Linked DNA regions of Homo sapiens: region 2 is linked to region 1. The links are chromatin contacts, found by Hi-C or POLR2A ChIA-PET in ENCODE. All regions are on one chromosome and are shown on one strand. Each heading gives the region's core, a stretch centred on a gene start or an enhancer-like site at or near the end of the contact. The rest is flanking DNA. Distances are from core to core; before and after follow the strand shown.

Region 1 (6,210 bases), core at 1,993-4,492:
GGTAGAGGCAGGAAGCTCAAGGTTCCTGTCTGTGCCTAAAGCTTTTTCTACTCTCACTCTGCAAATGAATTAGGCACATTAACAGAAGTAGAAAACCTAGAACATGGTTCACTATTCTCTAGGACTGTACTTTGTATTTCATTGAAGTTCAAAACAGAAAGAAAAAAAAAAGCAGCTTTTCAATTAACAATACCCTAGTCTAAATTTTCTTCAAATTCAGTGTGTCTTTAAAAGGATTTGTAATCCTCAACTACCACCATAAATTGATCAGAAGTTCAAAAACTCAATGCCTTCCTCAATCTCAAAAAATAACGCTGCATTTACCAATTATGGTTGGGGGCAAGGGGCTGTATCCACATAAACACATAGTTCTTTGCAAAGTATGCAGGAAACACAATCCCTTTAAACTAGTTTCGATGCCCAAACACAGTGCTTTTAAACCAGTTTCAATTACCAAACAACTGGTTTTTCAGGGTAGCTAGTATTTCCTTACTTTCAGAAATAGACTGCTAATTTCAAAATAATAACCCGCTTCTCCTTTGCCTCAGGTAAAAAGATCCCCAAGGTGGACAAGTGTTTACTAAGCTCAGGTATCAAGGAACCCTTCAAAACACCATCCCAGTCTTGCGGGGTGAGGGGGAGAAAAAAAAAAACACCTTCCAAATCCATATTACACAGCTTTAACTACAGTAAGCATCATAGAAGCCAAATCATGATCTGATAATTCCCTTATTAGACTAAAAGTTACATTCCATACAATTAAAGCTCTTTGAGAAAATCTATGATTTCAAAACATAAAAAGCATCTAATGAAAAACATATACTTAAAGCAACTGGGTAAAATCTGTGGCCCATACTAAAAGCCAGAAGCTCCACCCCCATACCTGTGATCTAGCTCTTGCTTTTCCGGATCAAGTGCTTACACTGCTTCTTATCCAGGTTCATTTCACCCCATCTATAGGTAGAATGTGGGTACTGATAAAAGCTGTTTCTGATTTCATTTCCTACTTCCCAGATGTTTGCTCTGTAGTTTTTCTTCTTTTTCCTTCAGCTATTTATGAATACACTCTAATTTAGAACAAATTCAGTATGTCTTATTTTAAGCTGGGCAAGGCACACAATAAATGATAGCTACAAAGATAATTTCAAGATATTTACTCAGCGTATAAATAAGTTTGCCTACCTAGGCAAGATTTGGACAGGCTGCCGTGATCTTGCTTTAGAATAAAAGTGCTTAAAAACATAACTGGGAGCCTGCTGCTGCTGCTGCTGCTGTTACTGCTGAAACTACGGGCTATTGTGCTTGTCATAAAAGGGCTTGTGCTTAGAAATGAAAAAATCAAACATCCTCTGGGGAGATGTCCCTAACACAATCCCTGGTATGAATCATGCAGATACTTTAACTGCATCTCTTCCCAAAATGGATCAATGGAATCTTTTAGGAAGAATCAATGTGATTTATACCCAAAACTTAAGAAAGACTGCATTTTTCTCATGAATAATACTCTCTTATAACTCTGAATCAAGCAGTGAAATTCAATCAAGCGGTAAACATCTTTTAACTGGAAATATTGTCTAAACAGAATGACAAAACTAACAGAACTCTGAATTCTTTAAATAAGTCCAAACATGAAACAAGCATTCTTAAATGATGTAACTAAATACAGTAACCAAGTTGTCTCTTGAAATTCAACTTTGGGAATGCCAAAAATAATAGGCCACCTCTCAATATCCGCAAAAATATCGGTATGTGTAGGTTTTCTAGGAAAGCAATAAAAAGCAACAGTTTGGGAGATCTTTTTTCTTCAATTACTAATTGTAACACTAGAAAAATTACAACCTAGGCTGCACACAAACGCGACTCAAATGGGCAGTTTACTAAATGTCTGTCATAAGAAAGCCATCTAGTGTTAACGTTTAGAATGGAGACTGCAGACAAAAGAGGCAAAGAAAAGAAAAATCTGTGCGACTATTTTGAACTTACTGGGCAAAGACATGAGAATCACCAAGATTCTTTGAGGGTTTTTTTCCTTGTTTTTTTTAAAAAAAAGCCATCCTTGTCAAAACCCAGTCTCAATCTAACCAAAATCCAAAATGTCTACAATTTTGTTTTGACCAAAATCATGTTTTGGTGAGCACAATTCCGTAACCAATGCACTTGATTTTTTCCAATACTCAGGCCAGAGTCATCTTGGGCTGAATTAATTTAACTCAAGCAGGTTAATGATGACAAATATCTCCCACAGGGGTAATGCCAAGTTGTTCTCTCTTTCCGAGAAGCCTCGGCTCTCTCTTGCAGATGATGAGCCGAAATTGATTCTTTGGGTTTGCGGCACGGCTGAAAATTAATCTGTAGGTGTTCCCAGGGATATTCCCAGGACGTGGGCAAACTACCCTCACTGACACGGGAAGACCCGGAGAGGCCCAGGAGCTGGCAAAGTGGGAAGAAAGGTCGCGGTGAGTGAGAAGAGCGCTCGCCGGAGGCTCCCGGTCTTACAAAGAGGGATCCGTCCCGGTGAGGGCGCGCGCTCCGGGCGCACCCCCTCTAGAAGGGGAATTAGCCCCGCAGCAAGTTCGGCGTCAGCTGGCCAGGCGCGCCGGGGAAGCTGCGTCGGGCAACCGCGAGCCCTTCCAGAGAGCGTTAGTCAGAGCGAAGTTCTGGGCACCTGGAGAAGACCCTCCTCAGTGCCTGTGTCGCCGAGACGGGAATAACCTTTCAGCCGATCGATAACTTGGAGAGAACAGGCGGCGGCGGCTCCTCTTCCAGCCGGGGATCGGGAGCGCGGGCGCATCTGCGTCTACAAGCCGGACCCTGCGCCGCGACCCTCGCACCCCCGCGCCCCTCGCACCCCTCGCCGCCGTCAGCCCCCCAAAGCGCCCCGAAGGGCATCCCCTTCCCCTTCGGGACAGTCCCCGCCTGGCCGCAGGCATCCCGAACCGACCCTCGCCACGCTGCCCGTCGGATTCCCCGACACGAACCTTCGCAACGCCGTCCGCCGGAACCTGCTACAGCCTGTGCGCGCCGGGCGGCGCGTACCCGGGCTGCCGCCTCGCCGCCCGCCGCTGCCCGGGGCTGCCCATCGGCCCGGACTCTCCCCGCGCCGGGCTCCGGCGGAGGCGGCCCGGACCCGCTGGCTGCGGCTGGAGCTCTCGGCCTGCGCTCGGGCGGCCGGCGGGGGCGCGGTGCTCCTCCTCCGTCCTCCTCCTCCTCTCGCTCCGCCAGCTCCTCCCGGGCTCCCAGTCTGCCGCGCCGGCTCCCGATGCCACCGCCCGCCCGCCCAGCGGCACCGCCCCCCGCCCGCTCTGCGGGCTCCCATTGGTCGCTGCCTGCAGGCCCCCTCGGCCCCGCCCCACGATTGGGCGCGGACGCCGTCAGTCTCACCGTCCGCCCGGCTCCGGGCGCAGCCGGTGCGCTGTTCCCAGGCCCCGCGGCGCGCGGGAGCTGCGCGTCCAGGAGGGGCCCGGACGCCCTTCTTGGGGAGGGGGCTGCGGGGCGCATCATGAGCGGCGCTGGGCGAGCTCGAGGGCCGGGCAGCCTACCTGGACCCCGGCTTCTAGAGAGCCGTCGCCGTCCTTGTCGAGACTCGCTTTCGCCCCTCTGAGGAATAAGTTAAAAACCGCGAGTCTGGTTCTGAGCCGCCCCCTGGCGCAGGCGCGACCCCACCCGGCCCTCCCGTCTCCCAACTTGGGACAGACGCGGCGGCCGGGCGGTCGGATCCGTGAGCCTCGGCCGCTGGGGCTACATACACAGCCCAGGACGCCACAGAATCGCCGAGGCCCCGCGAACGCCCAAACGGCCGCAAGTCGAAGTGATCCCATCTGAAGAAGACAGCGCGAGGAAGCGAGACCCTGCTGTGTGCCGGCCCCCGGAGGGCGCCCCGGGCCCTGTGGGTCGGAGGGTGGGGAAGCACAGAGAAACACGCAGGCAGTAAAACGTTAGGAGGACAGGGGGTGCCAGCGTGCAGGAAATGCTGCTAAGAGACCTTTAGGAGCCAAGGGGAAAACGGAGAGATTGGCAGTTCCAGGCACCCACATCCCAGCGCGGTCCGCTCACCCCTTCCTCCCTGCCCTCCAGGCAGCGCTCAGCCCACGGTAGAAATGTCTTGCATCTTTTTTCCGACGAGGAAGAATTGAACTTTTTATACCCAACTTTTCTGCTTTCTTAGAAATGTTGACTCACCTGTGAGGAAGCATTATTTGAAACTATTATTGTAAATTGCTTGACATTTGAATTAGATGCTGAAAGATTAAAGGGTCTCAGAAGAATCTTTTAAGCTAGACTGGAATTGACTCTGCCTAAATGGACAGCAACAGTCATCTATACGCAGGAATAATAAAGCAGGTGGAGGCAGCCTCTAACTTACCTTCCAGCCACACCGTAGAATTTCCTGAGCAGGCTTTTTTGTCAGAGTTTTGAGCTGGGTTCCCTGAGACTGGATTGGGGCTTTCAGTTTCTCCCCTTCTAGAGTCAGACTTCTTCCTGAAGAAAAAGTGTTATCTCTACTTCCCTATCACAAACACTTCCTAGAACACAGCCCTGTTAAAAGGTAAATAGAGGCGGTCCTTCCCACACTATATTTCTCTGTGATCTGAAGCATGTACACATTATACAATCTTTCGTATCTTTTTAAATTATAGGTATAATCTGTGGGATTAGATATAACTAAACAGGTCAAGAAGCAATCCTGTGACATAATACAATTCCTGAGCACTCCAGGTTTTGATGAGTTTCCCAATTGTCACCCCATTATCAGCATTTACAAGATTGTCATGTATTCATTTAACAAACATTTATGAAGCCGGGCGCGGTGGCTCAAGCCTGTAATCCCAGCACTTTGGGAGGCTGAGGCGGGAGGATCACAAGGTCAGGAGATCAGGATCTTCCTGGCTAACACGGTGAAACCCAGTCTCTACTAAAAATACAAAAAATTAGCCGGGCGTGGTGGCAGGCGCCTGTGGTGGCAGGCACCTGTAGTCCCAGCTACTCGGGTGGCTGAGGCAAGAGGATGGTGTGAACCCGGGATGTGGAGCTTGCAGTGAGCCGGGATCATGCCACTGCACGCCAGCCTGGGTGACAGAGTGAGACTCCGTCTCAAAAAAAAAAAAAAAAAAACAGATTTATGGAGATCCTCTGATGTTCCAGACCATACTAGGTGCTGGGAATATAAAATGCACAGGACATAAGGCTCGGCTTTTCAAGAGCTCACCAACTCACAGGTGTATCCTCATATGTTGTAGATACTCTACAAGAGGTATCAATGTTATCTCCTGTGTACTCAACAAAACCCTGCAGGAGGAGCAGCCGTGAAGGAACTTTTCCTGGGAGTGCCTAGGGAGGACATGATCACATTTCACCTTATTGCGTGTTTCATTGTCTATAAGGGCCTTGAGGAGAAGAACCACATCTCCTCCAGCATTTTGATCCCTAAGGCACAAATCCACTACAATCCGGAGCAGATCCTTGGTCAGTGGGTTGTCATTGAGGTGGGTCTTAACTGCTGCAGCTACAAATGTACACTGTCTAATAGATGAAGAGGAACCCATCCCTTTGATGTGTTCCTTAATATCCAGTACATAATGATCATATATGGAAGGAAGTCTGACCAGACACTCTTCGATGACGGTGTTAGCCACAATTCTCACTCTCTCACCTTCCCATCCCACTTCTTGTGCTTTCCAAACTAAAATTGAAATATCCTAAGCCCCACTACCAAGGTTGGCAGTATTTTTTTTAATGCCTGTAATTGATTGTGCAGAGTAAATATTTGTGTACGTTTATGAAGGTCCGTGGGAGTTTCTTACTTTCCCAGAACTCCACGTCACATGAGGCTGGCCTTCATCGGAATGTTCCTGCTTTCAACAAACAGGTCCTGAGTGAGCCCCTTTGCTGTGCAGAACAATGGTGATACATACAGGCGAGAGCAAAACCCACGAGGTGTCCACCTCACGGCCGACCACAAGAGATCCTCAAGAGACACATCTCAGGAATGATTCTGAACCTTCTTCACCAAATAAAATATTCCAGAAATAGTATTAGATTTAATGTGTGTGTCCCTCCTTGCTGGTCTTCCTAGCAGCAGCCTTCTTGTTTCTTGCCTTTTTAGGCAAACAGCCTGAAACTTAGCACAGACGGTGGAATTGCAGCACCTATGAAGATATCACTGCATCCTTTTTGCCTCAGGACATCTTACTGAAAATCATTCTATGTTAA
Region 2 (6,210 bases), core at 1,072-3,571, 200 kb before region 1:
TGCATGTGGTATGTATGTGGTATATGTTCTGCAGGCTGAGATGACCAATCAAGTGCGAAGACACTGTAGGAAGTACTGAGCTAGCGGGTGCAGAGAACAATCCCCTTTGGGAGGGTGCTGGCCAGGCTCAGAAACTCACAAAGGACATTTAGGCAGAGGGAACAGCATGAATGGGTGCACAGAAGCCTGAGACAGAACTGCTCATTCGCTGATATTATTTAAAAATGTAAGATGATATTATTAACAAAATTAACAGTAGGGCTTCCACAATATGATTTTGAGAAATAACTGGTCTATGTGAAACTTCTGGAGAGCACAACTGATTTCTTCTTCAGTGCACAATGAGACACTAAAAATATGATGTACTTGGCTGACTGTTTTCTAAGCATATCTTTCAGCAATCCGGTAAAACACTGTTTTGATAAAACTTCAAATCTAGTTAGTGCAGTCCTGTATGACTGCCTTGCCTTAGAAACACTCTGTGTTGCTGGGCAGAGCCTGGGGCACCTGCTCCATCTGCCAGGATGAGCCGGCACACTGACCAGGAGCCCTGGTCTCGAATCCCAGCACCGGCCTCTTGCGATAACCAGTTTGAGCTCAAATCCTCCCGATAAAATGCAGCTTAGGACAGAAGAACTTCTACAGCCTCTCCCCTCCCAGGTATACCCAAGAGCATGTGTGGGGACTGCCATTTGCCCTTCCATACCACAGGGGTCCCCAGGTGGGGAGCTCCAGCGGAGACACAATCTCAGTCTCCTCTAGTGTGCACACAACCTGCGACTCAAGAGACACAAACCCCTTTCTCACCTCATTCTGGACACTGCCTCGCTCTCACTGAGCATTAGTGCCATCAAACCAGTGCGTGGAAATGCATAAACCCTGGGCTTTTGCATTAAAACTGTCCGAATGGGCTCCTTTCACACTTCCCTGACTTTCCAAAAGAGTCCTTCGCCTAAACATAGTACTACGGCGACATATAAAATGCTTCTAAAAATATTTCACAGAACTTAAAAAAGGCTTGGAATGAATTCCCGTGAAGCACTCAGAAGACTCTTATTAGACAGAAATACCAATGTATCATTCTACCATTTTCATTTATAATAAAAAGGGCTAGTTATCACTATGAAATTCCTTCCTAAATAAGCCATTTGCAATGACTGACATGATTTTTTTAACAAAAGATTCCATGTTCAATTTAAGCACTAAAAGAATTTTTAATTTAGAAGGCAATATCATATGAGCTGTATTTAAGACACAGGATCATTTTTTTTAAGAGAAAAAAGTGATACTAGTTCACTGGCAAAGTGTAAAATCTGGAGGCTCTCTCTGAAGAGCCATCCCAGTGTGGGTGCAAGCCACGCTCAGCACCACACGCCTGATGACGCTATCGCAGGCAGGTACAGCAGAGCACACAGACCTGATCATTTAGCACGAGTATTCTGTTAAGCTTCTTTACGAAATAAGCAAATAGTTCCTTAGCCCCAGCCAGCCTTGCTCTGCATTCTTGAATGCAATTTATTTACCTGTCTCTTCACAGAGGCATCAGCATAGTTTTCACAAGTGTTGTAAGATGGGTTATCAGTATTTTTAAATCTTTTTCTTTTTCAAACAGATACAAAGCATCCTTTCCTACGTGCCCACCACGCCCCCCTCAACCTCAAACCTAACAACTAAAAGGAAAATTGGAAGTCATGCTAAAATTAAGAAAAATACTTTTTGTTTTAGGATGTCACTTACACGGCAACTTTAAGGAACACACAGGACTCTGTGGGAATTTGAACTGCCTTTGACCTGGTGTATTTATAGAGACGCTATACTCACACCATCAGCAGCATGTTACCATGACTTTTCTATTGCAGGCAGATTTGAATATAAAAGCAAAGAACACAGATTTCTTTTCCTTTTTTTATGTAAAAATCAAGAGAATAATTTTATAGGGAAATATAAACATCAACATTTAAAGAGTTTAAGAAAGATGTTTTTAGATTATTCTTTTTTAGAAAATACATTTCCTTTGGGAGGAAAATACATTTGCTTAGTCAATCCCTACAGTGAAAAATGCTGACCAGAGAAGAACAGCCAGCCACCTTACCCGGGACATTCAGTCACTTCAGGCTCCTCGGGCGGTGGGCTGCCCTCCGATTTCTTCCAGCCGATGACATATTTGTTCACTGCCCCTTGTCTGTGGTAGGGCTTGGACATGGACCCGGGAACCTGTTGTCCGCTGCTGTGAGACACGATGTAGACTTTGGATGAATCCAGAGACCCACTACTTTTTGAACAGTGAGCTGAAGGGCTTCCTGAATGGTGAGAACCACTGAGGAGAAAAACAGACAAAAGCTGCAATACAATCTGATTTCAGCAGTGCTGGCACACGGCCAAATTCAGAGCCACAAGGCTTTACTCAAGTCTTTCTCCGAGAGCAAAATCGGGCCCAGTGAGGCAGATGGAGCCTTCTTTCTACCATGGAGCTTGCTAGGAAGCCTCATTTTACGTAGGCTAAGGTTACTCACGTGCAAGTTGTATGCCTGTGGCAGGAAGGATGTTAAAAACATGGCCGGGGAAATCTGATAGAAAAATGGGCAACATTCCTAAACTGATTCTTCAAAAGAGAACAAACTCAAATGGTGAATATATTTGTCGGAGAAGGTGCTCAAACTCAGTTGTCTCCAGGGAAATGCCAATGCAAACCACAATGGAATAGCATTACATACTCACCAGACAGGCAAAAATGGGAATGCCTGACAATACCCAGTGACCCAGTGTTAGTAAGAACTGGGGCAATAGGTACCTTCCTACTGCTGGTGGGAGTAAAAAGTGCATGAAACAGTTTGAGCATTACCTATGAAGGTGTGTGCACCTGCAGAGCTTACGATACAGCAATCCCACTCCAAGGGCGCACACACACAGCAAACCCCTGCTGCACGTGCAACTGTCAACATGGAACAATGTTGATTAGAAGCACTGATTTTAAGAACTCCCCAATGGCAGCAACCCAAATCATCAATAGTAGAAGGATATTCGATTAATAACTATGAATGAATACACGGAATACTCTACGAATGAATGGACTGAGGCTACAGACGACTTGGGCGATCTCATGAACAATGTAGAGAAGAAGCAAGTCACAAAGAATACAATGATCATGAGCCAGTTGCTTAATAAAGTTCATAAACAGGTAAAAGTAAACAACATGTCATTCAGGAAAATGTAAAGAAAATGAGGGGATGATTATCACAAAAGCCAGGTTAGTGGCTACCTCAAGGGAGAAGAGAAGGGGTTGTAATTGGGTAGGATGCAGAGAGCTTCCAGACACAGCAATGTTCTAGTCCTTAACCTGGTGGTAGTTACAGGGGTGTTTGCTGCATTATCATATGATACAACAGCAACAATACTGAAACAGACAGAGGCCCTAAAAACAATAAAAATTTTCAAGGTTAGTAATTAAGCTAAGGCCAGAAGGACTACCCACCCCCGGCTGACTGAGAAATTAAGTGGACAGTTAACCACCACCAGAAATATCTTTTTCTTAAATTAGAAAGATCAACAATATGTTTTATGAAAAACAAAAGTTACTTTATAAATATGAAAAATTTTAAGAGTTTAAATTATAGGTCTAATCTCAGCGTTCAGAAAGGCAGGTGGGCTTCACTTTCAGCAAACTTGACACGTGAGTGCAATGCGAGGATTCCGGGTCTCAACATCAGCTCTGTCCATTACCACTGCCAGACCCTGGGCAAGTTTCTTAACCTCAGTTTTCTCATCTGTAAATTGAGGATAATAACAGTATCTACCTCCGAAGGTTTCTCTGAAGATAATCTGAGTTAATATTAGTGAAGCACTTAGAACAGTGAGTAGCATAGGGTAAGCATTATATAAACGTAGTTACAGAAAGTGACCCAGCAAAGGATTATTCACGAGTAGGAGTCCTTTCTATTGAAAGAGTTTAACACAGGGTTCCCGCGGTAGCAAGCTCCTCCAGTATGCTGTAAATATAATCTTATTCTGAAACCCCAGGTGAGCACAGACCTTTTCTGATACATGTATAAAGCAAGTCTCATAAAAGACGAATAAAGTATAAAAATAAGAGTGATATTAAAATGAACTTTTTGTAGAGGTTCAAGAGGAAATAAAGACACAAAATAAACGGACCCATTTTCAGGGTCTCTGCGTTTTGGAAAACACTGCGGTATTAAGTAAAATTAACCAACCAACAAACAAAGCGCCTCATCTACTCCTATGAAGAAACTTAGTTGCTGGTGGCTGGTCTGGTGCCCTTGAGTATGACTGATGGCTCCCTCTCTCTGGGTGCTAACTGTGGGTCTCGGGAAGACGCTGCACTGCCTCTACAATGACATCCACACACATGGAACACCAGGTCGGGAGAACAGTAAAGCAACATGACCAAGGTGACCTGAGGAGTAAGGCAAGCAATCAACAGGCATGAATAATAGGAGCTAATGGACTCTTCCCATTCACTGGGGTGCACGCCAGTTAGGGAGCCCTAACATGAAAACTGTGTGTCTAGACAACGAGCTCTGACGCCCTGTATGTTATTTTCCCAAGTGTATTTTGAAAAATTTCAGAGCTACAGAAAAGGGAAAGGATAGTAGCATAAACATCCACATACCCTTTTTCAAGATCCACTAATTCCTCTCTGAACCATCTGATAATTAGCTGCAAGCCTAAAGACATCATCATACTCCTATATTTCAGCATTCATTTCCCAAGAATAAGGACATCCCCCCAGTAGTTAACCAAGTGATGATCATGTACAGGACATCAGGCATTAATGCAATACTGTTATCTAACAGTCCACATGCTAGTTTCCCCATTGTCCCAATAAGGCTTATGGCCTTAGTTTCCCCATCAAGAACCTGATGAAGGACTGTGCACTGCCTTCCACTACCCGTGTGTCTCATGTATTTTAAAGCCTTGGATGATCCCCGAGATGTTTCGTTGTTAAAGGCTGGGGCACTCAAAGTCATGGTCTAGTTAATAAGCTGCATGTGTGTAGGTTACTCACCTTTCCCCCTTAAAATGACCAAAGCGTATAGTTTTGAAAATGTATAGGTAATGATAGCGTGATCACAAACTCTATGTATTTTTCCATTTGTTTTATAACATTTTCTAAAAATTAGATTTCATTAGAAATGTATTTTATCCCAACTGTAAGATGTTTTAAAGTTAACTTGAAGAACAAATGTACAGAATCCATTTGATGAGCAATGTGGCATAATTCCTTGTTTAGTAGCAGTCGTATCATTACAGAAGTGTTCTCTGATGCTGATAACATTCTAGAATGTTGTCCACAAACTTTTCATGAATTCTTTCCTTCTGGACTAATGCTCTTCTTTCGGAGTTATACTGCTGACGTCCAGTCATTTGTACCAGGAGAAAGGTACGGTGGCATGAATAATGATAAACAGCCCAACGTCGTGTGTGCCATTTACAGGAGAATCCAGAACATGGGGTTTGTTTTTGCAGTTGATTTATTTCATTTTGCAAAGCCTTAGTTAGGTTAGCATAAATACTGCTTGGTATTCTGAGCTCCTATCTAAATGCCCTGCCCTCGAAGAAAGAAAAAAAATGTGTTTGCTAAATTAAAAGAACTGAACAGCAGGAGAAAGCAGGCTAGATATATGCTTGTTCTGCTTAATAGATGATTCCTGTTCCCCTACCCTCTTCCTCACAAGAGTGTAACTTGTCTTGAAGAGTTGTAAGTCCTCCCTTTGCCTCCTTAGTACAATCTTGGAATCATGCCATATACACAATTCTGTACTTATTTAACTCCCGGGTGGCTGCCAAGGAATGTGCGTGTGTGTGCCTGGGGCTGGAGGAGGCTGCTATGGTGTCGGTTGTGAAAACCCAGAGTTAAAGAATTAAGAGTACACCATATACTGATTGGGGCTCCTGACACTGTGAACTGGGAATGGTGGATCCCACATTCCTCCTGCTTCCCTAGGTTACCCAGGCACTGGTTTATTAACTCCATCAATAAGCATTTATCAAGCACTTTTCCTAGTTCCTTTCTTTATTCAAAAAATATTCAGATGCCTGCCATGTGCACAGAAGCGTACTAAGTGTTGTGGATACAAGCGAACAAGATAGGCCACGACCCTATCAGCTCAAAACACGAATGCTCCAGTGAGGAGAAGGTGGCGATAAGTGGCCTTCTTGTGGGAAGGAATATGCAGTAAACACAAACAA

What was found. Hi-C counts contacts between places; a loop is a spot of excess contacts on that map. ChIA-PET counts read pairs that join two places held with the same protein, here RNA polymerase II (POLR2A). Pooled maps may share reads with other maps.
Region 2: a map of heart right ventricle shows a loop between it and region 1 (8-fold over the local background). The contact joins the enhancer-like site here to the promoter of SIPA1L2 in region 1. A Hi-C loop is called at or near these places in 35 of 168 maps with a recorded cell type or tissue (A673, CD4-positive, alpha-beta memory T cell, IMR-90 and 19 more), 1 of 37 single-sample maps with no recorded cell type and 21 of 50 pooled maps. POLR2A ChIA-PET finds 5 or more read pairs at or near these places in 1 of 52 experiments (MCF 10A).

What each region holds. Positions count from the first base shown.
Region 1 is chr1:232,626,891-232,633,100 of GRCh38, forward strand. SIPA1L2 (signal induced proliferation associated 1 like 2) reads right to left here and starts at 3,243. Exons shown (of 23, transcript NM_020808.5): 1 at 2,979-3,243. It overlaps LOC124904551 (a long non-coding RNA gene), which reads left to right and starts at 3,692. Exons shown (of 2, transcript XR_007066943.1): 1 at 3,692-4,546; 2 at 5,867-6,037. RefSeq lists silencers at 3,021-3,120, 3,181-3,660.
Region 2 is chr1:232,430,155-232,436,364 of GRCh38, forward strand. SIPA1L2 (signal induced proliferation associated 1 like 2) reads right to left here. Exons shown (of 23, transcript NM_020808.5): 16 at 2,093-2,317. Among named protein-coding and RNA genes, the nearest start is that of SIPA1L2, 200 kb to the right of the region's middle. RefSeq lists an enhancer at 5,984-6,153 and a cis regulatory region at 6,069. Within about 2 kb of position 2,322, at least 2 of the 41 ENCODE cell types and tissues checked have a DNase peak (open chromatin) inside an H3K27ac peak, as active enhancers do; they include heart right ventricle and left ventricle myocardium inferior, where a contact is called at or near this core.